Linked DNA regions of Mus musculus: regions 2, 3 and 4 are each linked to region 1. Evidence: chromatin loops called from intact Hi-C (ENCODE). Cell type or tissue: left cerebral cortex. All regions are shown on one strand. Links, peaks and the distances in the headings refer to the core of each region. The heading gives the core; the rest is flanking DNA. Region 1 overlaps Ddx6 (DEAD (Asp-Glu-Ala-Asp) box polypeptide 6). Region 2 overlaps Kmt2a (lysine (K)-specific methyltransferase 2A). Region 3 overlaps Kmt2a (lysine (K)-specific methyltransferase 2A). Region 4 overlaps Ube4a (ubiquitination factor E4A).

Evidence for each region. Hi-C counts contacts between places; a loop is a spot of excess contacts. Peaks named below come from ENCODE experiments on the same cell type or tissue, not always from the same donor. Only the 100,000 strongest peaks of a DNase experiment are listed, where the experiment ranks them.
Region 2: a loop joins it to region 1, with 2.5 times the contacts of the local background. A loop is called at or near these places in 5 of 42 quality-filtered maps.
Region 3: a loop joins it to region 1, with 2.2 times the contacts of the local background. A loop is called at or near these places in 5 of 42 quality-filtered maps.
Region 4: a loop joins it to region 1, with 3 times the contacts of the local background. A loop is called at or near these places in 5 of 42 quality-filtered maps.

What each region holds. Positions count from the first base shown.
Region 1 is chr9:44,627,908-44,635,537 of GRCm38, reverse strand. It overlaps Ddx6 (DEAD (Asp-Glu-Ala-Asp) box polypeptide 6), which reads right to left. Exons shown (of 14, transcript NM_181324.3): 9 at 6,769-6,897; 10 at 5,398-5,514; 11 at 4,092-4,155; 12 at 1,344-1,445. Among named protein-coding and RNA genes, the nearest start is that of Ddx6, 27 kb to the right of the region's middle. In left cerebral cortex, for the core only: CTCF peaks have their summits at 3,151 (motif pointing left) and 5,011 (motif pointing right); no DNase peak of the experiment used is centred there.
Region 2 is chr9:44,804,706-44,812,335 of GRCm38, reverse strand. Kmt2a (lysine (K)-specific methyltransferase 2A) reads left to right here. Exons shown (of 36, transcript NM_001357549.2): 32 at 1,256-1,430; 33 at 1,593-1,700; 34 at 2,538-2,621; 35 at 3,143-3,272; 36 at 4,159-7,630. The coding sequence ends at 4,434. Among named protein-coding and RNA genes, the nearest start is that of Ttc36, 5.6 kb to the right of the region's middle. In left cerebral cortex, for the core only: no CTCF peak of the experiment used is centred there; a DNase peak (open chromatin) is centred at 2,025.
Region 3 is chr9:44,817,954-44,822,953 of GRCm38, reverse strand. Kmt2a (lysine (K)-specific methyltransferase 2A) reads left to right here. Exons shown (of 36, transcript NM_001357549.2): 26 at 85-267; 27 at 435-4,671. Among named protein-coding and RNA genes, the nearest start is that of Ttc36, 18 kb to the right of the region's middle. In left cerebral cortex, for the core only: no CTCF peak of the experiment used is centred there; a DNase peak (open chromatin) is centred at 2,327.
Region 4 is chr9:44,943,021-44,950,650 of GRCm38, reverse strand. It overlaps Ube4a (ubiquitination factor E4A), which reads left to right. Exons shown (of 21, transcript NM_001346698.1): 7 at 759-918; 8 at 1,667-1,869; 9 at 2,434-2,625; 10 at 4,134-4,467; 11 at 5,726-5,846. Among named protein-coding and RNA genes, the nearest start is that of Ube4a, 19 kb to the left of the region's middle. In left cerebral cortex, for the core only: no CTCF peak of the experiment used is centred there; a DNase peak (open chromatin) is centred at 4,237.

The DNA of each region.
Region 1 (7,630 bases), core at 1,072-6,071:
GCAGCAATATATTCATTTGGTGGCATTCTGAATGGCACAAACAAGATTGAACAAATAAAAAACAAAACAACTTAGGTCTTTCTCTTGGCACATCAACTGTACTGAACAGGCAGCAGACTTCTGGACAACTACTCCCTAAACAATACAGTGTAACATAGACACCAGTTATATGCTAATACCACATGCTTTTAAGAGACTACCCAGACTTTGATGTTGGCAAGGGTCCTGGAACCCATTGCTCATGAACCCCGAGGGACAGCTATACCTAATTTTCTGGTTTTGAAATGACAAACTGGATACTCGTTTGTACGACTGTCAAAATACACACACTGAACAATACACTTGTACACTACACCATTCAATCAATCCAGTTTTCTTGTGTTTCACTTTAAGTATATAGTAATTACTTTAACCTCTTTCTTTCCTTCTTTCTTCTTGTGAGATACTATGTGACTTAACTTTTTGTTATTAACAAGGTGCAGTTACAAGTGCTTTTATGTTACCTGATGTGGGTACTGGAAATCAAACAGAGGGCTTTACAGGCTCTTTGAGAGCAAACCCATTTCTCCCAACCCCCCTACCAACTATAATCATGATCCTCCTGCCTCAATCTCTCAAACACAAGGATTACAGGGTATGTGCCACCATTTCCAGCTTACTTTAACTCCCCCAACCCCCGAAATTGGGTCTCAATCATGTTGTTTGAGGCTGGCCTCAAAATCAGTTTGTAACCCCAGCTGGCCTCTAACACACAGGTGTTCAGATGTCACCTGCCTCCTCTTCCCAAGTGTACACCACATACAGTCAGCTTACCTTTAAAGAACATTCTTTAAAAAGTTTTATAATTTAGCCGGGCGATGATGGGGCACGCCTTTAATCCCAGCACTTGGGAGGCAGAGGCAGGCGGATTTCTGAGTTTGAGGCCAGCCTGGTCTACAAAGTGAGTTCTAGGACAGCCAGAGCACAAAGAAACCCTGTCTCCAAAAAAAAAAAAAAAAAAGTGTGTGTGTGTTGACAGCTGTTTCTCTCTTGTTACGTAAGTATCAGGATTGGATTCAGGTGCTCTATCAGGCTTAACTCTAATAAATGACACAAGGTCTTGGGAGACTGAGGCAGGTACATTTTAAGTTCCAGTATAACCTGGGCTTTCTATGTATGTAGCCAGACCCCGTCTCCAAATATAAATGATTAATAAAAAAATTACTTAGTTTTAAATATCAAACAAGTCAATTGATGTGATTTCACTGCTCTCACAGCTATTATACTTTACTTCACAAAGGAAAAATGAAAGATTGTATTTCTCATCAAGCAATGTCTGCGAGGCTACCCCCATTCTTACTTACCTGATCTTCCAATACGATGAAGATAGGTCTCTGCCAGCTTTGGGAAGTCAAAGTTTATTACCACATTCACAGCTTGTATATCAATACCTCGGGTAAACAGATCTGAAAAAACAAACAAACAAACAAACAAACAAGTAATGATTTTCATTATTGAAAGGTAATTCACTAATTATGCTTTTAGAAGTCCTCCATCCACTTATGGTAAACAATTTACAACTCATCTAAGTAAACTAATAGGCAAAGTCCCTCACGCTCACAACAGGGTCATAATCAGGGTTCCTTCCTTTCTCACAACAACCTTCCAAAACCACTCACGACACTGAATTCTTTTTGAGGTGGGGATCACTGGTGGCCCAAGCTAGTCTTGAACTCGTGTTCCTCTGTCAAACCCCCAAACGTCAGGATTAGGAGCACACACTGCCGTTCTGTGTAGACCTTTATGCACTATTCTTAACCCAAGTCTTCAAACTTGAAATCTTTTTTTCTCCACATCAAATTTACCCAGTCCATAAAGCCAATTAAAACCCCGTCCCTTCTGAAACGACTTGACAGCTATTTCTTGTGTATTCCAATAACCACTAGGATAATAATTACATTACTCCCTTGTCAACCAAGCTCAACTATCTTCACTACAGGTCACTGTAGTTCTAGCTGGCCTCTGGCTAGCAGAGAGCAGGAAGGTCTTGAACCTGAAGTGACCTTCTTGCCCCTACCCCAAGTGCTTGCTGATTGCACAACACCTGGCACCAACTAGTTTTGTTATTGTTTTTTGTTTTTTACAATTTTATTTTTAATGCTCATTCATTTGTACTCCATCTTAAGGCTGATTCTGAGATGGCAAAATCAAGTACTTTTAATGAAGATTACATGGTACGCAAGTTTTAATACCAACTTTCTAATTAATTTAACATTCCTTGAAGGAGAAGTGGCATTTTCTCATTACTTTGCTTTTTTGAGACAAGGACTCAATCTGTAGCACAGGCTAGCCTCAAACTGTGTCAGCCACCCTAACAAGTAGGATTTTATATACCAAAGCATTCCACATATACATTAAGAATCTTGAATGAGTGCAGTGCATAAAACCCTAACCCTAGGCAATCCTAGGATTCCAAGATCAGGTAAAGCTTGGCATATCAGTACCCACAATCCTTTGTCTCAGAAGAGGAAGCAGGCCATCCCAAGCTGAACTTTAGGCTCTCCTGGCTTACATGAGACCCTGACTCAACAAACAAATAAACCAATTAACCAGTGTAGTAATACTATCAATGTCTGTCTTCTTTTAATGTTGGGATTGAATTTACAGCTCTTAAGCCAACTTTTTATTTAAAGTTGAAAAATGGAGTTGGAGGCAGGTGCCTGATAGCAAGAGTCTCAATTTTCTTATGAATATTCAATTTGACTAACAACTTTACTTTCACTAGTAAGCTATTTTATAGGTTTCCCAAATGTCCAAAAAAAAAATATCTATACACAGCTAAATATTTAAACACAACTTTAAAAAGCTAACCACTCAATAATATGACTGCCTCCATAAAGTTATTTTTACAGTTACTTCCTGATTACTAGGAATAACCAAATTTAATATCTGGTAGCAGTAACAAGTGTTTTGTTTATGTGCATTTTCCCAAAAATCCTGACTATATTTTAAAATAGGTGGCTAAAGAGATGGCTCCTTGGACATGAGCACTTGCTGCTCTTTCCAGAAGATGTGCGTTCATCTCCAGCACCCATATCAACAGGCTCACAACTGCCTGAGAACTCCAGTTCCAGGGGATACAATGCCCTCTTCTGGCCTCCGCAGGCACCTGTTGTGCAAGCGTGGTAGACACAGAATAGACACAGACACAAATTAAAATAAATCTTTTAATGTATATATATATTATGTATATAATTGTGTCAGGTGTGGTGCTGCACACCTCTAATCTCAGCACTTAAGCGGCCAAGGCCAGCTAACAAAAGAAGTGAGCTTAAGACCAGTCTGCTCTACATATCCAATTTCCAGGCCAGTAAGAGCTATATAGTAGTATCCTGTCTCAAAAACAAACAAAACCAACCAGCCAACCAAAACTTCTTAAATACAATTTTATCTGAATGTATAGGTACATGCGTATGTGAAAATTCACATGAAAAATAAAGATGAGCAATTTACCAATATATACATTATAGTTCAAACTCCAAGTCCTTCTACTTCCTCAAATGATTCTTCTTCTCACACTAATAGTAAGATTAAATTCTAAGTACATAGGTGCGAAGGCACCATTCTATTAGTTTCTGAGCTAAATTTGTGTCTCCCCCTCCCTACCCAGGCTTATTTTTCTGTAGTAATAGAACAACCAAAAATTAGAAAATCTTGGCTTACGGTATAGAATAATGTGATTCTGGGAAAAAAAAAAATCAAATAGACACAACTTCTAAAATGTAATTTCGAGTAAAGTTTATTTTGTGTTTGCTCACCTTGTATGTTAGAACTGTTCAGAAAGCACATAAATGCAAAACCTAATTTAGAGCCACGTGTGCAGCATGAGCACTAGGAGGAACCCAAGGTCAGGCACTGAATAGCACCTGCTCTCAACCTAGGAACTAAACAGCAGGCACCCCTGTCTTCAGAAGCTGTCAAAGTGGCAGCAGGGTGTAAGGAGCTGTCACATAGGTTTCACTATGTGACAAAAAAACCAACAACAACAACAACAAAAAAACCAACCAGCCAATTAAGAAAACAGTAGGTCCAAGAAATACAAAAACACTTACCAGTGCAAACAAGATTGCGGCATAAGCCATTTCGGAAATCATGAAAGACACGATTTCGATGTTCCTGGAGGGTAGGGGGATATATAAAAACTGAGTAAAATTTATAGACAACTCAAAATTTTCATCATGGTTTCTCTTACCCAATCAGTTCTTCAACCCCAAATTTGTTTACACAACTACCTATGCTTCTGTAGCAGTCTAGAGCTGTATCACTCAATGTCTGTATGATACACTTCATTCCATCATACAAGCATTCTATCAAAAAGGACAGGCATAATAAGCCATGCTGCGATCATAGTCACGTAACATTTATGACAAATATAGTGTCATATTTATTCTATTTTATTATCCTAGTGAACGTTTTACCATATCCAATGTATAAACTGCATCATAGCAAGCATGCACATACAATCTGGTACTGTCTATGATTTTAGGTATCCGATATGGGATCTCAGAACTCTCCTTTGTAAGGAGGAGTTACTGTATATTAAAATCTAGAGCAGTGCATTCTGTAAAAAAAAAAAAAAAAAAAAAAAAAAAAAAAAATTGCACTGGTATTCTCCAATAATGGAGTCACCAGCCTCAGGGATTTGACTAAGTAACAAACCTTTCAATTGTATTTGCTTTTACCTAGTCTAATGGGTACATGGAGCTATGTAATAAAGTTATTGCACTAAACAGAACAAATTTAGAAATTCCCCCCAAAAGAATGTCTCCTGTGCCCTTCCCTCCCCACAGGATTTCATGTCACTCAGGCTGATTTCAAACTTAGTATGGAACAGATAATGACTCTGAGCTTTTCACTTACTTTAAATGCTAGGACTTCATGGACAATCTGACATTTCTTTTTTTTAAAGATTTATTATTATTATTACTATTATTATTAATAATAATGTCTAAGTACACCGTAGCTGTCTTTAGACACACCAGAAGAGGGCGTCAGATCTCACTACAGATGGTTGTGAGCCACCATGTGGTTGCTGGGATTTGAACTCAGGACCTTCTGAAGAACAGTCAGTGCTCTTAACCACTGAGCCATCTCTCCAGCCCCAAGATCTGACATTTCTGGACTGCTTTTTAAACCTATTGGTTTAAGTGAAGGTCTCTTTGTCTACTAAATAGTCCGTTCATTTGTTCTTTTTCTGGAACACTGCTCTACCACTAATACAGCAGTACCTACCTTAAGACAACAGTTTACTCTCACACACAAGGCATTTATACAACATTATAACAAAAGAAAATATAAGAAATACTTAGGAAAATATTTCTTTATTAAATCTATGCAAGTTCTCGAAATTATCCTTACCTGCCTCATTTTAGCATGGATATAAAAGCAAGAGTAGCCCAGCTGAGAAATCTTCTTGGCGAGTAGCTCGACTCTCTGGGAGGAGTTGCAGAAAATGATGGACTGGTTTATCTGAAGCTAAGCACAGAAGATGAGAAAGATGAGAAAGACAGAAGCATCTGTTTATCCAATCATGAAAATATCTAGCCAAGCTTTCAGATGAAAATTTGTCGACCTAGAGAAGATTATCTCATAAGGGCCACCTAACTTGCAGAGACAACACAGTAATGTCCTACAATACACCGCTGCTAACACTGACTCAGCAAATAAGAACCACTGCTTTGAGGCTACAGAGATGGCTCTGCAGTGAATAGCACACACTGTTATTCAACAAGACCCAAGTTCAGTTCAGTTCACACAGTGTGGGCCCCAACTACCTGTAACTCTCCTTCGGGCGCTCTAACACCCTTTTCTGGATGCTTCCAGAAACTGCACTCATATGCGTACAACCCCACACAGACACAGACTCATTAAAATAAAGAAAACAAACAAGTTAAAACAACACTGTTTCTAGAGAAAATGACAAGTACTTGTGAGCCTCTGGTGACATTTTATAAATTGGTAAACATGCCAATTTATGTGTTTTCTTTGAGCATGTCTTATTTAGTATGTCTATAGTCCTAACCAATATAACCCGTGCCTGCAGGAGGTTTACCCAGTACATGTTTTCCCTGTGTAGTACACATCAGTCCCCCTGTGCTTCAGAACACAGGTAAGCACGTCGGCAGCAGCGAGGCCGTCATTTTGGAATGAATGATGAACAGCACCAAAATTTGAAAAACAATTGTAGCATTTATAAGTAAAACAAGAAGACAGAATGTCTGTCCTCTTCTTGGACCTTAGCTGGGATCATTTTTTTTTTTAAGTCCACAATGTATATGTCTAAGAATAACCAAAACCTTCAGTACTAATTTGGGGGTCACAAATAAATTTTAGCAATTAGTATTCACAAAGGATGAACTGTAATTACAGTAAATTATTTAACAATATAAAGCACCTGTGTCAATCAGTTTCAACTGTAAGCCAATTAAAGCTACTTTTTACAAAACAGTAAGATTTTTTACAGTGAAAATAAAGTCAAAAATAAAATTAAAAAGAGAGAAAGAGAGAGAGAGAGAGAAAGAGAAAGAAAGAAAGAAAGAAAGAAAGAGAAAGAAAGAAAGAAAAAAAGAGAAGAGGAATGGAAAGGAAAGGAAAGGAAAGGAAAGGAAAGGAAAGGAAAGGAAAGGAAAGGAAAGGAAAGGAAAGGAAAGGAAAGGGAAAATGATCTAATTGTCCAACTTGCTAGGAATTAGTGAAGGACAGGACTCAGCACAAAAGCCCACTACTTACCCTGGAGAAAAGTGTATTGAGGCAGTGCACTTTTTGGCGCTCCGTTACATATGCGTAGTACTGAGTTACTCCTTTCAGAGTTAGTTCCTCCATCAGGTTTATCTCGTAGGGTTTTTGCAGATGGGAATTCTGGAGTGGGAGGGAACACAGTCATTAAGTAAAGACTTTCAGGCATGCTAAGGCAAGAGCTCCCATTTCTTGCCCCAAGTTTATACCTTTTTTTTTTGGTTTTTTATTTTGTCTCTTGCTCTAAAGGATGAATCTCTTTTCAAAACCAAGTATTCATAAAATAAGTTATACTAAAATGGTAGACCTCAGATTCAAATGCACCTCACAGAGATGAGCTATAACCAACTTACGATGGGATATGTCACCTTGGCACAGAGTTAAAAAAAAAAAATCACAACTCCTCTCATTTTGAAGCAGGGTCTCATGGCCAGCCAGCACTACACATAGAAACTGTCTCCAAGGGAGGCAGAAGCAGGCAGATTTCTGAGTTCCAGGCCAGTCTGGTCTACAGAGTGAGTTTCAGGACAGCCAAAGCTATAGAGAGAATCCCTGTCTCGGAAAAAAAACAAAAACAAAAACAAACAAACAAAAAAACCCCCAAAACTGTCTCCAAAAATCAAAACCAAGAAAAAAAAGAGAAAAACAGACCAACTGACAGACGGATGGACAGATGGCATGGAACTCATGTAAACCAGGCTAGCCTCAGAACAAGTAGAGGTCATTTAAGTTAAAAAAAAAAAAAGTGCACATACATATTTTTAATCCCAGTACTTGGGAGACAGAGACCTCTGTGAATTTGAAGCTAGCATACTGGCCAGGGCTACACAGTGAGACCCTGTCTCAAAAAACTAAA
Region 2 (7,630 bases), core at 1-5,000, 180 kb before region 1:
TAGTTGAAATATCATATACTTAATAACGATGTGTAGAACATGAGTGTTTGCAACTGCAGGAAGTATCCTGACAGTGCTTACAGAACCTCAACTACAGTGTCTTGTTTCTTTAAAATGCCTTTGCCGGGCGTGGTGCCGGGCGCACGCCTTTAATCCCAGCACTTGGGAGGCAGAGGCAGGCAGATTTCTGAGTTCGAGGCCAGCCTGATCTACAAAGTGAGTTCCAGGACAGCCAGGGCTACACAGAGAAACCCTATCTCGAAAAACCAAAAAAAAAAAAAAAAAAAAGAAAAGAAAAATGCCTTTTAAATATCCATCCCCAAACATTTATACAAATGTGCATGTCTGCCTTCCTTCTAACCCTATTCCACCCTAATCTCCTTCTGATCCTCGGACACCAGCTAGAAGAGAAAGAAGGTTAGAGGGGAAGGGGGAGCAGACCTGTTCAAGCTTCTTCCTGCTGATTAGGGACAATGAGTTTCTTGGGGCAAGTCCAGTCTACACTGTCCAGATATCTCCAGTGTCTTCTCTCTTTGCTCATGAACACTTGACAGTCTACAACATCAGCAACCAGAAGCATCAGGGAAGCAGCATTTGCCCGCCTCTTCTGAGCACCTCGCACCCTTCTAGGGGCTCTAGGATTTATCTCCTCTCCAGAGTCCCCAGAATTCCATACGTAAACTATCCGCAGCTGGCAAAGATCATGCCCCTCGTAGAGCTATGAACACACTGAAGCAGCCCCATATCTCACACCTGGGGTTAAAACAAAAACATTCACATAACTTTTTGTTTTTTAAAGAACCAAAATTCTCACGATAGAAATGTTCTCATAAAGAGAAAATTTGAATGCTTATACCATTGTGAAGGTGAGGCGTATTGAGTTCTCAGAGCGCTTACCTAGTATATACAAGGCTCTTGTTCAATCTTACAAAAAAAAAAAAAAAAAAAGAACCTTGTGATTCTTACATTGGGTGGCCATTATGAACATAAAATGAAGTGGCACATGGTACTTCTATACACTCAGCACACAGGGGACAGGCCAGAGCTTGGCAAGAGCAGTTTATGGTAACCATTCATCCGTACTGACAGATGGGTCCGCCATTATTTCACTAGCATTCTAAGGCTAACTTCTCAATGTCTGTTGTCCCTGAGCCCGGGTAGCCTCTGGCTGCTACCCTCTAACAACCATTTGTTGATGCTGTGCAGCTTCCTGTCGGCTACACCGCTTACTGCCCTGGTGCCTCTCCTTCTGTAGGTGTGAACGGTTTGCGGATGCTGGGGATTCTCCATGATGCCGTTGTGTTTCTGATTGAGCAGCTGGCTGGGGCCAAGCACTGTCGGAATTACAAATTCCGTTTCCACAAACCAGAAGAGGCCAACGAACCCCCCTTGAACCCTCACGGCTCAGCCAGGGCTGAGGTCCACCTAAGGCAAGTTCCATTTTGTCTGACGAGCATTTGAGGTCCTGGCTTTAGTATCTAATGACAGCTCTTGTCCTGCTTGCCCTCTGAGATCTTCAGTAGTAATGGCACCATCTTTACTCCTTTATTAGAACGTTGCTCTAAAAACAAACCTTAATCTTTTGGCTCCAGGAAGTCAGCATTTGACATGTTTAACTTCCTGGCTTCTAAACATCGACAGCCCCCTGAGTACAACCCTAACGATGAGGAAGAGGAAGAGGTCCAGCTGAAATCCGCACGGTAAGGAATCCTACCCAGTCACCTGACACCTCACGCTCCGGCAGCTCTGCACTGAACAAGGGTTTAGTGTGATATACAGCAGACTGCTGCTGTTTCTGGTAGGCTGTGATGTGGAACAGTCATTAATATGTGTAAATTTGTTACTAGTCATCAGAGCTCCACTCTTCAGCTGGGCATGGTGCCACACACTTGTAATCCCAGCACTCAGGACTTAGAAGCAAGGGGATCTCAGGGTTAAGATCAGCCCCAGCGACGTTCTGAGCGTAAGTTAAAAGCCAGCCCGAGTTACATAAGACCCTGTCTCAAAGGAAACAAACAAAAAACCAAAAGAGTGTGGGGGCATCGGTGGGATGGCAGTTTCCTGGGTGATATTTGGAAGACCGAGTCACAGTTTACACTGAGGCAGTAGTAGCTGGCTAGTAACAAAAAAATAAGAGATAGAAGAAATGTGAGTAATTGTAGGATGCATGTACTCTTTAACAGTAATCTATCCTAGCAGCTGTTTATGTGACACCAGTCACCATTGTCCTAAAAAGCCCTGTATTAATAGGGAGCTAGTCAGCATGGGCACATGCCTGTAGTCCCAGCACTCAGGAGGCTGAGGCAGGAGTGTGTTGCCTCAAGTTTGAGGTTAGCCTGGGTCACAAAAACCTCAGCCTGGGTCACAAAAACCTCGTCTGGAGAAAACTCACAGTGATTTAGGTGTAGTGAGGGTTCAGGAGGCAGAGACAGAGGGTCCGAGGCACTCTTAGCTGAAAGTGAACAGTGTGCTCACTTTGCAGCACCCTCAACCCACTCCTCAGAACACTGAGTTCATAACATCATCCTCTCTCTTAGGAGGGCAACAAGCATGGATCTCCCAATGCCCATGAGATTCCGGCACTTGAAGAAGACTTCTAAGGAGGCGGTTGGTGTCTACAGGTAGGGCTGTGGTTGTAGAATTTGAGAACACTAACATTTTTCCAAATAAAGTGGACCAGATACTAGAGTGGCATGTCTCCTTAGGTTGTTGAGATTTCTATAGATTTTTTGCAGGGCATGTCCCACTCCTGCAGTACTTGGCGGGGTAGTCACTAGTGTTTAGTACTTTGTCAGTACAGTTCATAGTAATTTGAAAAATTTGTGTTTTGGAATCTGGAGAGATGGCTCGGCCATCAAAAACACTCCCATCAAAAACACTCCCTGCCCTTGCAGAGGACCCAAGCCTGGTTTCCAGCAGTTGTTGACTGCTGTCTGTAACTACAGTTCCTTCTGACCGCCACAGGCAGCAAGCATGTACATGGTACACATACATACATATATGCAGGCAAAACACTCATACACATAAAAAGTAAATCGAAACATTTTTTTAAAGGAAATTTGTGCTTTTGTTTTTGTTTTGTTTGTTTGTTTTGTTTGTTTGTTTTTTGTTTGTTTGTTTGTTTTTTGTCTCCATGGCCTAGGTCTCCCATCCATGGTCGGGGTCTTTTCTGTAAGAGAAACATCGATGCAGGAGAGATGGTGATTGAATACGCCGGCAACGTCATCCGCTCCATCCAGACAGACAAGCGTGAGAAGTACTATGACAGCAAGGTGTGTGCCACAGCTCACTCCCTGGGTGCCTCTCTTTGCTGTAGGTAGGGGCCATCAAAGCTTAGCATGATCCTTGGACCTCAAGAGTAACAGGCTTTCACTTCAGAGGTGGGGAGCTGCTTCTGCTTCTGCTGGTGCTGGTGCTGGTGCTGGTGCTGGTGCTGGGCTGCTGGTGCTGTTGTTTGAAGGCGGACTTGAGTCCACAAAACCTTTTTAAAACATTGTACATATTTTGTGATGAGCCCATAACTGTTCTGGCCTCCTCTAAAGATTAGTAATTAGTAATTAGTTCCTTGATGATTGGCTGTGGATCCAGGATCAAAACTACATGGCTACAGTTTTCCTCCAGTCTGGGGCCTGGAATCTAGAAACCCCTTCTCAGCATGTTAAAAACAGGTATTCTGAGAAGTGTGTAAATTGTAGGAGAAACTTGGCTCCTCTGTGGCTATAGTAACATCGGGGCAGCAAAGCAAATTGTTTTTAAACCTGAGTGATGACAAGTTCAGCCAGGTATGATAATACCGTACGTGTCATCCATCATCTAAGCTAGCACAGGTATCCTCAGGTTCAAGGCCAGTCTAGGCTACATAGGGAAATCCTATGACAAACCCTAAGATGGCTCAGTGGGTTAAAGTGCCTGCTATCAAGCCTGGTTACCTGAATTATGTCCCCAGAACCCATGTGGTAGAAAGGGAGATCTGACTCCTAAACGTTATCCTCTGACCCTCACCCACGTCCCATAGCACTTGAAAGAAAGCATAATAAGTTCAGGGCTGGGAATGTGGCTCGGTGGTAGGCTGCCTGCCTGCTTAGCATTTGTAAGACTTTAGCTTTGTTTCAATAAAATCATAAGTAAATAAAATGGTTCCTTTTCCTTCGTGTGTAGGGCATTGGTTGCTACATGTTCCGAATTGATGACTCGGAGGTAGTGGATGCCACCATGCATGGAAATGCTGCACGCTTCATCAATCACTCTTGTGAGCCTAACTGCTACTCCCGGGTCATCAATATTGATGGGCAGAAGCACATTGTCATCTTCGCCATGCGTAAGATCTACCGGGGGGAGGAGCTCACCTATGACTATAAGTTCCCCATTGAGGACGCCAGCAACAAGCTACCCTGCAACTGTGGCGCCAAAAAATGCCGCAAGTTCCTGAACTAAAGCTGTTCATCTTCCTGTGATGGAGAACCAGGACCCAGGGCCACCCAAAGCCATGCTGAAGGACTTCCCAGCACCCAAGAGCTCCAAGGATTGAGCAGGCAGTTGAGGGTCCTCTGGCTGGTCCCTAGTGTCCTACATATACATCATGTGATCATAGTCTTGGAGAGAGAAGGGTCTCAAAGAAAAGATCCCCAGATGGCTTTCCCCTGGGCCCTCTTTGATTGTTGAAAAACCTGAGAAACTGGTTCCTGGGAGAATTTGCCTGCAAGGAGCATGTAGAGGGTTCCTTACAGTGGGTCTGAGCATGTCCTCAGAGAGCAGTTTGTCATCCTCATCTTAGCCCTCTCCCTAAAAACGATGGGTCAGACAAGACCCCAGATACAGGGTTGGTGAGATACCTGGTAGTTTGCCAGTTAGGCCAGTCCTGTGGCCATCTGTTGAACAAACAAATGACCTAGTGGTTTTCCCTACTATCTGCCCACTTAAGAGTTCACTTTGGTTGGGAGACAGGTTTCCTAGCACCTCCGGTGTCAAAAGGCTGTCTTGGGGTTGTGCCAATTAATTACCAAACATTGAGCCTGTGGCTGTAAGTGGGAGTGTTACCCTGTGAGCCTTACCGTAGCCAGTGACCTTTCTTGACGATAGGAGCGGCTCCCTCTCCATCCCTTCTCTTTACTCCCTCCTCCCCTCCTCCATCCTTCATCTGCTGCTTTCCCATTCTTTCTGGGTAGCGGGAGCTTGCCTCCCTGCTCAAGGGCACTCCCTACTTGGTATAGGAAGTGCCTACAGAAAGTCCCCCAAGCCAGTAAGCACTCCAGGTGGGGAATTGGACAGAAGCCGTTGGCCGTAACCAGACGGAATTTGGAGATCTCATAAAGCTCCATTGAGAGTTTTAAAGAGATGTATGTAGCGAGGTTTTTTTAAACAAGAGACTAAAGATTATTTAAATAGGATTTGAGTCATGCAGCAGCCTGAGTCCATAGCCAGGATATGCCCATCCCCTTCCCAGGACGTGCTTACTCTCTTTCCCCTTTCTGAAGACATAGGAAGATGAGTTTCTAAAAGGTCAGGGTCCAGCTGAAAGAACACTAATCAGATTTCAAGGCCCCAAACTTGGGGGACTAGACCACATGTGCTAAGGGACCTCTGCCACCCGTGTGCAGCCTGTGGCTGAGCAAGTTCAATGACACTACTGCCCTGGTTACTCCTTAGGGTGTGGACAGCCAGCAGCAAATGTTTCTTTCTTCCCCCAAGACAGAGTCTTGAACCTGTTAGATTAAGTCATTGGATTTTCCTCTGTTCTGTTTACAGTTTACTATTTAAGGTTTTATAATGTAAATATATTTTGTATATTTTTCTATTTGAAGCACTTCATAGGGAGAAGCACTTATGACGAGGCTATTTTTAAACCGCGGTATTATCCTAATTTAAAAGAAGATCGGTTTTTAATGATTTTTTATTTTCATAGGATGAAGTGAGAGAAAATATTCAGCTGTCCACACAAAGTCTGGTTTCCCTGCCCAGCTTCCCCCTGGAAAGTGTACTTTTTGTTGTTCCATGTGTAGCTCGTTTGTGCCCATTGACATAAATGTTCCTTGGGTCTGCTCTTTATAGTAACTGAAAAAGAAGGTCACCCACTCCATTAGGCCACTGCCCTCCAGGGCCAAGGACTGAGGGTACAGAACCTTAGCACACCAGTGTCTCCTCCTCTTTGCTGTATTGCCCCCTCCCTCTGGATCAGCCCCAGAGTGGGAAGCAGCAGGCTCCGTTTCGCTCCCCTTTCTCTTTCTGAGTTAGCAACCAAGAAGCTGCAACTTGACATTCGCCATCACATCTGCCTCATCCATCACCTCCTTTCCTTCTCTGCCCACCAAGTCCTTGTACCCGCAGAGAACCCACTGACCGCCTCCTGCCCTCTCGGGGCAGATTGTTGAACCTGAAGCACAGTATGACCACTCACGATCAAGCAGATCTCTGCGCCTGCCACAAGGTTTCAGGGTAGCGTAGTCCGAGTGGAGGGCAGGGCACCCTTTCTCTTATGGAAGTCAGCAAAGCAATATGATGCAGCCCAGAACTCTCTGCCAGGACTCGTGGCTCTGCTGTGCCTTCCATCCTGGGCTCCTTTCCTTCTGTGACCTTAAGAACTTTGTCTGGTGGCTTTGCTGGAACATTGTCACTGTTTCCACTGTGGGAAGCCCAGCACTGTGGCCAGGATGGCAGAGATTTCCTTGTCATCATGGAGAAGTGCCAGCAGGGGACTGGGGAAAAGCACTCTACCCAGACCTCACCTCCTACCCTCCTTTGCCCATGAACAAGACGCAGTGGCCCAAGGGGTTTCACTAGTGTCTGGTTTCCTTCTTATTGCACTGTGTGAGGTTTTTTTGTAAATCCTTGTATTCCTAATTTTTTTTTATGAAAAAATGTAAGCTGCATTTGTTACTGAAAGATTAAATGCACTGATGGGTCATGCGTTCATCCTGAGAGACCCAAAGGCCAGTCAGAGGGTGGGGGGAACTCAGCTAACAGACCTAGTCACTGCCCTGCTAGGCCATGCTGTACTGTGAGCCCCCTCCTCATCCTCTTCCTACAACCCCAATCCCTGAGGACGGGGGGAACCCACCTTTCCTCCTCCTCCAGCTGGTTTGCCTTGCCCTCCCACTCACTGTCAACCACAGAAACGAGAAATTCCTCTTTCAGCTCAGCCTTGAGTCCATTGCCAAAATTCAGCATACCTGCCAGCAACTTGGGGGATAAGCCAGAGTATCCCCACAAGCGGGAGAGAAGGCAACAAAACAGAAGGCACAGCTGTCTCCAAAACACATCTGCTTTGTTTTGAAAGTGACCAAGAGAACCTCCGCACAAAAGTGCAGGTTGAGGACTTTGCGCTGGGTCATTCCCAAGAATCCCCCAAGGGGCAACCCACCGCCTCAGGAGTGACAGCTGCGGACCTCGAGGGTTCCGGCTTTGCTGCTAGAACCTGTTGTGGCTGCGTTTCCTGGTGGCAGTGACAACTGTGTAACCAGAATAGCTGCATGGCGCTGACCCTTTGGTCGGAACTTGGTCCCTGGGCTCCCTCAGTGCTGCCCATGTCCAGCACAACCCCTCCCTGTTTTTAAACCAATCACAATTAAGGAGGAAGCCCTGGCACTTCTTAGGTTTTCAACCCAAACTCCTTTTTCAGGACCCAGCTCACCTC
Region 3 (5,000 bases), core at 1-5,000, 190 kb before region 1:
CCTGATAGCTAGTGGGCTTTATATTGGTTCATTTGTGGGTATTTAAACTGAGCTCTTCCAGTTACACATTTTTATTTATCATAGATGCATCGTGTAAGGACAGTCAAAGCACAGCTGCAATTCTCAGTCCTCCGTCGCCAGATCGGCCTCATTCACAGACCTCAGGCTCCTGTTATTATCATGTCATCTCGAAGGTCCCTAGGATTCGAACACCCAGCTACTCGCCTACACAGAGGTCCCCTGGCTGCCGCCCATTGCCTTCTGCAGGTAAAGGACTTGTTGACTCACTGACCATTCTCTTGGGCAACCTTAACTCTGTGACTTTTACTAACCAAAAAGTTGCCTATAAGCAGGTATATCCACGTGGTTGAACCTAGTGACTTGGCACACTTTTTCTGTCCTTGATCGACTTTCTTTTTTTCTCCCTTGTTCAGGAAGTCCTACCCCAACCACTCACGAAATCGTCACAGTCGGTGACCCGTTACTGTCTTCTGGTCTTCGGAGCATTGGCTCTAGGCGTCACAGTACTTCTTCCTTGTCACCCCTGCGGTCCAAGCTCCGCATAATGTCTCCAGTGAGAACGGGGAGCGCTTACTCCAGGAGTAGTGTTTCCTCAGTCCCCAGCCTTGGGACTGCCACAGATCCTGAGGCCAGTGCCAAAGCATCGGATCGAGGAGGGCTGTTGAGTTCAAGTGCTAATCTCGGGCACAGCGCTCCCCCCTCTTCAAGCTCACAGAGGACAGTTGGAGGCTCCAAAACCAGTCATCTGGATGGGTCGTCACCCTCGGAAGTGAAGCGGTGTAGTGCTTCAGACTTGGTACCCAAAGGCTCCTTAGTAAAGGGAGAGAAAAACAGAACTTCAAGTTCCAAGAGCACAGATGGATCTGCACATAGCACAGCTTACCCTGGAATCCCTAAACTGACACCACAGGTTCATAACGCAACTCCTGGAGAACTAAACATTAGCAAAATTGGCAGTTTTGCTGAACCCTCTACAGTGCCCTTTTCTTCTAAGGATACAGTGTCCTACCCACAGCTCCACTTGAGGGGCCAAAGAAGTGACAGAGACCAGCACATGGATCCTTCCCAGTCAGTAAAGCCCTCTCCAAATGAAGATGGTGAAATCAAAACCTTGAAGCTCCCTGGTATGGGCCACAGGCCATCCATTCTACATGAACACATAGGGTCTAGTTCTAGAGACAGGAGACAGAAAGGGAAAAAGTCTTCTAAAGAGACTTGCAAAGAAAAGCATTCCAGTAAATCCTACTTGGAACCTGGCCAGGTGACAACCGGTGAGGAAGGAAACCTAAAGCCAGAGTTTGCTGATGAGGTGTTGACTCCTGGGTTTCTTGGGCAACGACCATGTAATAATGTTTCATCTGAGAAGATTGGAGATAAAGTCCTTCCTCTTTCAGGAGTCCCTAAAGGTCAATCCACACAAGTGGAAGGATCTTCCAAGGAGTTACAGGCACCCCGGAAGTGCTCGGTCAAAGTGACACCTCTGAAGATGGAAGGTGAGAATCAATCCAAAAACACCCAGAAAGAGAGTGGCCCTGGCTCCCCCGCACACATAGAGTCAGTGTGCCCAGCAGAGCCAGTCTCAGCCTCCAGAAGCCCAGGAGCTGGCCCAGGAGTTCAGCCGAGCCCCAACAATACCTTATCCCAAGATCCTCAAAGTAACAACTACCAGAATCTTCCAGAACAGGACAGAAACCTGATGATTCCAGATGGCCCCAAGCCTCAGGAGGATGGCTCTTTTAAAAGGCGGTACCCCCGGCGCAGTGCCCGCGCACGGTCTAACATGTTCTTTGGGCTCACCCCACTGTATGGAGTCAGGTCTTACGGTGAAGAAGACATTCCGTTCTACAGCAATTCCACTGGGAAAAAGCGAGGAAAGAGATCAGCAGAAGGCCAGGTAGATGGGGCCGACGACCTGAGCACTTCCGACGAAGATGACTTATACTATTACAACTTCACGCGGACTGTGATTTCCTCGGGTGGAGAGGAGCGGCTGGCCTCCCATAATTTATTTCGGGAGGAAGAACAATGTGATCTTCCAAAAATTTCACAGCTGGATGGTGTGGATGATGGGACAGAGAGTGACACCAGTGTCACTGCCACAAGCAGGAAAAGCAGCCAGATTCCAAAGAGAAATGGCAAAGAAAATGGAACAGAAAACTTAAAGATTGATCGACCTGAAGATGCTGGCGAGAAAGAGCATGTCATTAAGAGTGCTGTTGGCCACAAAAACGAGCCAAAGCTGGATAACTGCCACTCTGTAAGCAGAGTGAAAGCACAGGGCCAGGATTCCTTGGAAGCTCAGCTCAGCTCCCTGGAATCGAGCCGCAGAGTCCACACAAGCACCCCCTCAGACAAAAACTTACTGGATACTTACAACGCTGAGCTGCTGAAGTCAGACTCTGACAATAACAACAGTGATGACTGTGGGAACATCCTGCCTTCAGATATCATGGACTTTGTACTAAAGAATACTCCATCTATGCAGGCCCTGGGTGAGAGCCCGGAGTCGTCCTCCTCTGAGCTCTTGACTCTTGGTGAAGGACTGGGTCTTGACAGTAATAGGGAAAAGGATATAGGTCTTTTTGAAGTGTTTTCTCAGCAACTGCCAGCGACAGAGCCTGTGGACAGTAGTGTCTCCTCTTCCATCTCAGCAGAGGAGCAGTTTGAGCTGCCTCTTGAGCTGCCATCTGACCTCTCTGTCCTGACCACCCGCAGCCCCACTGTCCCCAGCCAGAATCCCAGCAGACTGGCCGTAATCTCAGATTCAGGGGAGAAGCGAGTGACCATCACAGAAAAATCAGTAGCCTCTTCCGAGGGTGACCCAGCCCTGCTGAGTCCAGGAGTAGACCCTGCTCCTGAAGGCCACATGACACCCGATCATTTCATCCAAGGACACATGGATGCAGACCATATCTCCAGCCCTCCCTGTGGCTCCGTGGAACAAGGCCATGGCAACAGTCAGGATTTAACTAGAAACAGTGGCACTCCTGGCCTTCAGGTACCTGTTTCCCCCACTGTTCCCGTCCAGAACCAGAAGTATGTGCCCAGTTCCACTGACAGCCCTGGCCCATCTCAGATCTCTAACGCAGCTGTCCAGACCACTCCACCCCACCTGAAACCAGCCACTGAGAAACTCATTGTTGTTAATCAGAACATGCAGCCACTTTATGTTCTCCAGACTCTTCCAAATGGAGTGACCCAAAAAATCCAGTTGACCTCTCCTGTTAGTTCTACACCCAGTGTGATGGAGACAAATACCTCGGTATTGGGGCCCATGGGAAGTGGGCTCACCCTGACCACAGGACTAAACCCAAGCTTGCCACCCTCTCCGTCTCTGTTCCCTCCTGCTAGCAAAGGATTGCTCTCTGTGCCTCACCACCAGCACCTACATTCCTTCCCCGCAGCTGCTCAAAGTAGTTTCCCTCCCAACATCAGCAGTCCTCCTTCAGGCCTGCTCATTGGGGTCCAGCCTCCTCCCGATCCCCAACTTCTGGGTTCAGAAGCCAACCAGAGGACAGACCTCACTACTACAGTGGCCACTCCATCCTCTGGACTCAAGAAAAGACCCATATCTCGTCTGCACACTCGAAAGAATAAAAAACTTGCTCCCTCTAGTGCCCCTTCAAATATTGCCCCTTCTGATGTGGTTTCTAACATGACGCTGATTAACTTCACACCCTCCCAGCTTTCAAACCACCCCAGTCTGTTAGACTTGGGGTCACTTAACCCTTCATCTCACCGAACTGTCCCCAACATCATAAAAAGATCTAAATCTGGCATCATGTATTTTGAACAGGCACCCCTGTTACCACCACAGAGTGTGGGCGGAACCGCTGCCACAGCAGCGGGCTCATCAACGATAAGCCAGGATACTAGCCACCTGACATCTGGGCCTGTGTCTGCCTTGGCATCCGGTTCGTCCGTCCTGAATGTGGTATCCATGCAAACTACAGCAGCCCCTACAAGTAGCACATCAGTTCCAGGTCATGTCACCTTAGCCAACCAGAGGTTGCTTGGGACCCCAGATATTGGCTCAATAAGCCATCTTCTAATCAAAGCCAGCCACCAGAGCCTGGGCATTCAGGACCAGCCTGTGGCTTTACCACCAAGTTCAGGAATGTTCCCCCAGCTGGGGACATCACAGACTCCCTCTGCTGCTGCAATGACAGCAGCATCTAGTATCTGTGTGCTCCCCTCTTCTCAGACTGCAGGCATGACAGCTGCATCCCCTCCTGGGGAGGCCGAAGAACACTATAAGCTACAGCGAGGAAACCAGCTCCTAGCTGGCAAAACCGGTACCCTGACTTCACAGCGGGACCGGGATCCCGATTCTGCTCCGGGGACCCAGCCGTCCAACTTCACCCAGACAGCAGAAGCTCCTAACGGTGTGAGGCTGGAGCAAAACAAGACTTTACCCTCAGCTAAGCCAGCCAGCTCCGCCTCTCCAGGGAGCTCCCCATCCTCTGGACAGCAGTCAGGAAGTTCCTCAGTGCCAGGTCCCACTAAACCAAAACCAAAAGCCAAACGGATTCAGCTGCCCCTAGACAAGGGGAGCGGCAAGAAGCACAAAGTTTCCCATTTGCGGACCAGTTCTGAAGCACACATTCCACACCGAGACACCGACCCCGCACCCCAGCCCTCAGTGACACGGTAAGTGATGTGCAGCTTAATTCTGCAGCTGTGGGCTTGTGTGCTCTGGGTGTCACGCAGTGGCTCGCAAGGTGCTCTCGTGGTGCTCGAGAATTCTTGTCACTTAGGCTTTCGGTCGTGATCGGCGGTGCTAAGACTAGCTTAGTGCACAGTTTGACGGGAACTGCAGCACTGATTGCCCTTCGCTTTGATGTCAGACACAGTGCTCATCCTTGGACCTGCTTCTGCTCTGCTGTGGTTCAGGGGGTAGAAGTGGGTGAGGGGATGATAGTCCTGTCAGAGGGACGAGGGCTCCTACTGTGGAGTGTCATGGAGCCCTCTCTGTTTTA
Region 4 (7,630 bases), core at 1,644-6,643, 310 kb before region 1:
GCCAAAAGTCTTAGTCTCCTTTTTGTGGCATGGGGTCCATCTCTCTTTGCATCTAACTAATGTCTCCTGTTCTCTATACAAACTTCTCTAGAAATCACACCTTTAAAAAAGGAAAAAAAAAAAAAAAAATCAACCACAACAACAAAAAAGAAAACCAAACATCAGGTCAGCTGATGTAGTAGCACATGTCTGTAAATCTCTCAGCTGTGTGGTAGCACATGTCTGTGAATCATGAGGATTGCTACTCATGAGGCACAGACAAATGATTGCTACAAGTTCAGAGCTAGCCTGGTCTACATATTTACACAGTGAGTTCCAGGCCAGCCTACACTTTGTAGTGAGACCAAAATAAAACAACAGGAACCAAACAAATTCCAAATCTTCTAACATTTCCCATGAGGTGGAGATACTTAATTGGGCTTCAGGATTAGAAGTTTAGCATGTGAGCCTGAAAGCCAAACTACAAATCTGTCAGGAATTTTCAGTCCCCAAGAAATCAATACTGCCAAGTGGTGGCGGCACACACATTTTATCCCAGCACTCAGGAGGCAGAGGCAGGCAGATCTCTGAGTTTGAGGCCAGCCTGGTCTATAGAATGAGTTCCAGGACAGCCAGGACTATACAGACAGACCCTGTCTGGAAAAAACAAAAGAAAAGAAACCAATACGGTTTGGGATATGTTGTTTTTCTATCCTGTGTACTGTACCTACCCTTGCTCCATGTTATAAAAGCTATATGCTTTTCTCTCTTCGTTGCAGATTACCAAAGTTCCAGAAAACCTACTCCCCTTTGCAGTGCAGTGCAGAAACCTCACTGTGTCCAACACTCGAACAGTTCTCCTCACCCCAGAGATCTATGTTGACCAAAACATCCATGAGCAACTGGTAGATTTGATGTTGGAAGCTATTCAGGGAGCCCGTGAGTATAGAAGCAAGGTCTTTGACTATCTGAATTTAGAATACCAATTTAAAACTCCTCTAATGGCGGGCGTTAGAGGGTCTCAGAGTCACTATGATTCTGACAGAAGTTAAGGAGGGAAGCTTACACCTTGATCTTTAAGCCTCAATACTAGCAGAATTCTCAAAGATACCATAGAGGGCTGGAGAGACGACCCAGCAGTTAAGAGCACTTTTAGCTGCCCTTCCAGAGGACCCTAGTTCAGTTCTCATCACCTACATGAAGGCTCACAGCTGCATGTAACTTCAGTTCCAGGGGATCCACTGCACTCTTCTGGCCCCAAAGGCACTGCCTGCACTTGGTACATGCATGCAGGCAAAGCACCCATCCACATAAAATAAAAGTAAATAAATCTTGGGAGGCAGAGGCAGGCAGATTTCTGAGTTCGAGGCCAGCCTGGTCTACAGAGTGAGTTCCAGGACAGCCAGGGCTACACAGAGAAACCCTGTCTCGAAAAACAAAAACAAAACAACACAAAAAAGTAAATAAATCTCAAAGAACCATTGTTGGGAAGTGGGTATCTAGTTCGCTGGTCAGCAGTAGTGGAACATTGCCTAGCATTGAGCTGAGCAAGTCTTCAGTTCAGTCGCTGCATCACAGCAGAGACAGACAGACAGACAGACAGACAGACAGACAGACAGATAGCATGAAAGTGTAAATGCATAAAATCTGTCACAGCCTCCTTCTTTTCTCGTCTGTCTACTATTAGATTTTGAAGATGTAACTGAATTTTTAGAAGAGGTCATTGAAGCCTTGCTGTTGGATGAGGAGGTTCGAACATTTCCTGAAGTCATGATTCCAGTGTTTGATATTTTACTCAGCCGAATAAAAGATCTGGAACTCTGCCAGATCCTCCTGTATGCATATCTGGACATTCTTCTCTATTTCACTAGGCAGAAGGATATGGCCAAGGTAGGTCTCAAAGCATTGTATTCTCTTGGTGCTGGCATTTTAATAAGTTGATGCTTCCTGTCCTGAGGGCACTAGAACATTGCCTATAGAAAGCCAAGTGTGGTATTACACGCCTAGAATCCTAGCATTTGGGAAGTGGCAGATCAGTGTTATCCTCAGCTACACAGGGAAGTTGATGCCATTAGGCCAGGGCTGGTGAGCTGGTCCAGTGGGTAAAGGCCATAAAGTCTGAAGAGCTAAATTTGATCCCCAGAACCCATGTGGTGGAAGGAGAGGACCAACCCCTACATACAAGTTGTCTTCTGACCTCCACACTACACTCATGGTGTACGTATACACATACACACACACACACACACACACACACACACACACACACACTAAAGGAGTAGATAAATAAATAAATGTTTAAAAGTTTTCTGTAGTTTGAGGCCAGCCTGGATTCTACAAAACCTGGCCTTTAAAGGGGGTGGGGATTGTATAAGACTAAATTCTTTGAGACCCCTGCATCTTATCGCCTTTCTGTCATCATACAGTTGAGTAAATAGGATTTTCCTCCTGCAGGTGTTTTTAGAATACATTCAGCCCAAGGATCCCAGCAATGGGCAGATGTATCAGAAGACCTTGCTGGGAGTCATCCTGAATATCTCGTGCTTGTTAAAGACTCCGGGTGTGGTAGAGAACCATGGCTTCTTCCTGAATCCATCCCGTTCCAGTCCTCAGGAGATCAAAGTACAGGAGGCCAACATCCATCAGGTGGAACCGCCTCCCAGGGTGTCTGCCACAGCCCCTGCTTTGAGATGACCAAGGAGCCATGTAGGGATAAGGCTGCTTCATCCTGCCTAGGAAAGCTAATTAGTCTGGCTGGCGTTTGTCATAAGAACATAACAAAATTGCCCCCTGATTGAGGGTGTGGGGTGGCACATGCTTGTCATCCTAGCACTTAAGAAGTAAGAGTCAGGGGGTCATCCTGAGCTACATAGCCAGTACTAGGCAAACCTACACTATAGGAGAGAGGGTCTCAAAAATAATGGAAGGGGCGGGGGTGGGGGAGTGCACTTCTTTAATCCCAGCACTTGGGGGCAGAGGCAGGCGGATCTTTGAGTTCCAGGACAGCCAGGGCTACACAGAGAAACTCTGTCTCAAAAAAAAAAGGGGGGGGGGGCTTGCAGGGGGAGGCAGCAAAGAAATCAGCCTTGACACACACCTATTATAATCTCAGCAGACAGAGACAAAGGCAGGCTTAGTCTACATGGTGAGTTCCATGACATGTGGAAAAATCCTGTCTCAAAAAAAGAAAAGAACAGTGTCACTGTCTTCAGTCCTTCACTAAAAAGGGGATGATGGTTGGCGTGGGTGAGATCTGCCCAGTGTGACAGTGCTGCACACCCCTCAGTTCTTGCCCTTCTCGCCAAGACACTGTCGTCACTCAGCTCATAATCCTTATGACGAGAGCCATCTATCTTATAAATCTTCCCCTTCCTCCTCTTCATGCATAGGCCTCTTAACAGAATTTAGCAGTAGTCTGATGAAGAGGCATAGATGGCCAAACAGGGCACAGTTAAGTGTCCCGTTACTGTTAAGTCATCACGGTGCTGTCAAGCAGGTGTTTAGCAGACTACAACAGTGGCCAAACTAACTGCCCTTGGTGTGTGTTTGTTTCTTATAAAGAAGGATTTACTGGGCCCATGGAGCTGGCTCAGTGAGTAAAGATCTTATCATCCAGTCTGCTGCCTCGAGGCTGTTCCCCAGGGCCACACAGCAGAGAATCTGCTCCCATACGTGCTCATACATGCTTCCTAGTGTGTTACTCCCACATACAACTACACTGACACTGAATAAATGTAATATAAAAACTAAAAACACTTATTGACTATAGCCATGTCTATCTGTTCCATTTATGGCTCAGTATCATACTACAGTGGTAGAGGTGAGTAATGCTGTGACAACCATTTGAAAAATTGAGCCGAAGGATTTATCACCTAACACTGTACCAAAAATCCCTACTGTGAAACCTATTAAATCTGTGCAATATGGCAGCTGACCAGAAAAGGTCTCCTAAGTATCCAGTAATACATATAATATCTATGACGTGTAAATAAACATATATCAGAATCAGAAAATCAGGTACAAAAGGGGAAAAGGGAAAGGTTAAGATTAGCATTTATTTAAAAACCTGTATTTGCTGGGGCTTAGGAGTAAAAAAGAAAATACCAGGATTGTGAAATTGGAATGTTCTGTGGTTGTGTTTTCTGGCTAAACAGTTCATGGCTCAGTTCCATGAAAAGATCTACCAGATGCTGAAGAACTTGCTCCAGCTCTCTCCAGAAACCAAGCACTGTATCTTGTTCTGGCTTGGAAACTGTTTGCATGCAAATGCAGGCCGCACCAAGATCTGGGCCAATCAGATGCCCGAAATCTTCTTCCAAATGTATGCCTCGGATGCCTTCTTTCTGAATCTGGGTGCTGCCCTCCTGAAGCTGTGCCAGCCATTCTGCAAGCCCAGATCCTCCCGGCTCCTCACCTTTAACCCCACGTACTGTGTCCTCAAGGACTTGAATGATGAAGAACGAAAAATTAAAAGTGTGCATATGAGAGGTAGGTGGGGAACTGGGCTCTTCAAAACAGTGAGTGTGTCTCACCTCTGAAGCATTTGCTCCCTTGGCCTTTGAGAAAGTGCCCCTTGTTCAAAACAGATGAGAACAAGTTAAATAACATGGAATTTTGAAAAACAGCACCTGTTAGCTTTTAAATGTTAGGCCTTGTTGAGACCTTCCGTCTGATTCTGGCAACCTTGGATATTCATTTCCTCATCTTTTATAAAGTGCAGTCAGATACAGCTGCTATCCTTCTTGAACTCAGAGGTTCCAGAAGAGGGCAGACAGGTAGGTTATCAACATTTTCTGGACAACAGCAGTATGGTTGAACAACCAGTTCTGCAGAGCTGTCGTCTTCATGTCTCAACAGACAAGTCAGAGTTTACCAGGCAAAGGAGCAGGAGTGTAGAGACTAGCTGATGTAGAGGTGGCAGCCTGTGGAAGCAGCAGCACGCACTGACTTGACAGGCAGAGGCAGGTAGTCTTGGAGTTGGAGGCTATCTAGAAAAAAAAATCTATGGAAAGAATTGATTGAGGAATAGTGAGAAGTTCCTTGTAGTTAGAGCAAGGGACAGGATTGGGCTCTGAAGAGTGTGGGGTGGGAGGAAGAAAGCTGGCACCGGACTGGAGAAAACGTGAATATGGAGAAGTGAAAAGGAGTGGGCCCTGATCTGTCACTCAGAACAAATCTCTTGTTGGTTTTGACTGATTTCCTTCTAGGTTTGGGGGCATTTTTTTTAGCCTCTTATAAATTAACAAAACCAATATCTGCACAAAAATAATTTATCTTAAAACACTGAAAAGCAAAGAATAAGTTGAAATAGCCAAGTAATAGTAGCCCATGCCTTTAATCTCAGCCACCAAGACACAGAGACAGGTGAATCTTTGTGAGTTTGAGGCCTGGCTGGTTGACAGAGCAAGTTCCTTGAAAACCGGAGCTACACAGAGACTCTGTCTCGAAGGAAGGAAGGACGGACGGACGGACAGACAGAAAGAGGAAAATGTCCCATTGCCTATCACTTGGAAAGTATACAGTATTATCACTCAGTTTAGGTTTTTTGCTGATTTCATTGGTCCAGCAAAAGAGATTTAGCTGTTTCTGTAGATATCAGGAAGCCAGAAAGTGTTTTTAGACAAGGAAGTCATTGGAGATATGTTACAAGGAAGATATTGTAGAAATATGGAGGCTGAGGGAGAGTGGAGCCCAAGACCGATGTCTGTGGAGAGCAGTCCATCACCATTCCTTTTGCTTCTTCGAGGTTTGGACAAGGAGACCTGTCTGATCCCAGCTGTGCAGGAGCCAACGTTCCCCCAGAGCTACAACCTTGTGACGGAGAACCTGGCCCTGACAGAGTATACCTTGTACTTGGGATTTCACAGGTAACTCCTTTGATGTCTTGGAAAAGAATGGTCCCGTTAGTTGTGTTGACAGCTTGAAGGTGGGCAGTGAGTCTGAAGAGCCCTGTTAGGATGGCACAGGGAAGTCACATGCACTGGTTTAAATTTACCTGAGTCCACTTTGTACGGATTACTTACAGGGTTTTTTTTTTTTAAATCTCTCTTTAAAATTAACATTGTACTAATATTTTCTCCACATTTTGCCAACTTTTCAATCCCTGCCTTTTTGTTATTATCTAGGAAAATCTAATTACTGTCATTTTACATTTCACTCTTTACCATTGAGTTATTACTTCTGATGTCCAAAGAAAGACAAGAGACAAACTTTCATAAGTTGAGAGACTGGTGTAAGGGACTCCAGATAGACAATCCGAGCACATAAGAGCTGCGGACCTGAGAGGACTGCTTCTAAAGACAGGAAGGCTGAGAGCTTGTGTAGACGTTCCGGAAGCATCCATTTCTAGCAAACCAGCCATATGCCACTCCACAGTTTTTCCCTTTGTTGAGCAGAGAATGGTTTCCAGGATAAGGAGGAGAAATAACAACTCCTACATCTCATCTGTAGAAAGAGTATTATGAATACTGGGGTTTTTTTTTAATTGGTGGGAACAGGGCACCCATGCTCAGGTGTGATTTAGAAGCCAGAGATTGGGGTCAGGTGGCTTTCTCAGATGCTCCCCCACCGTATCTTTTGAGAGAGGATCTTTCACTGAACCTTGAGCTCACTGATTGAGCAAGACTCCAGGATCCTCCTGTTTCTGTGTCCCGGCATTAGGACCGCAGGGCACACCAGCACACTCGTGTTTACATGGGTGCTGGGGATCTAAACACAGGTCCCCTTGCTCGCATATGCAAGCAGTTTATCAGTTGAGCCATCGCCCCAGACCCAGGAATACTGATAGTTTTTTGTTTATTTGTTTGTTTGTTCTTTCGTTCAAGACAGGGTTTCTCTGTGTAGCTTTGGCTATCCTGGAACGCACTCTGTAGACCAGACTGCCTCTACCTCTTGAGTGCTGAGATTAACAGTGTAACAGTGTGTATCACATGCCTGGCCTGGAATACTGATTTTTTTAATGCATTCTCAGGATACTTAAATTAATGTAAGGTTTTGGGGTTTTTTGTTTTGTTTTTTCAACTCCTCCAGCAGAAAATTCATGGGGGAGGGGGATGAAAATGTCTTTATTAGACAGTGTTTCTGCCCTGTTGTTGACATTTTAAATGTCACAGAAGTTCAACATGTGCTTGATCTGCTCAACAATCTAAATTCAGATCTAGAAATGCCTGGCATCTAGTTTCCTACTGTCACCCTAGTAGCTGTCTGCAAGATCCAAGGAAGTGATTTAGGATTGTACATGTAGAACCAGTTGTCAGTAGCTTTTAGTTCTAGGTCTTCTTTTCAATATTAGAGTGAAATTTTGTGAAGAATAATTATCTTATTCTTCAGAAGGCTGGGCGATGCTCTTAGGTTGTGTGCCTGAATATGGCTGCTCTAGGTGTGGTTGTTAGAATCAAGTCTTTTTCACCTACATAGTTTTCTCACTGTGCAAAGATTATCCTCTGACCTCACCAATGTACTCTAAAGCTTGTACTGGGCTGCTCATACTCTGCATCATTAAAATGTCTGTTTTCCATAATAACCACACACTCTGCACCCTGCTCCTGTGAGAGGCCACTCACTCTGCATAATTAGCTTCAGATTTGTTGTGCATATGGTAACATTTTCTGAGAACAGTGCACCTTGCGTCTGACCAGCTGGTAACTTTTGT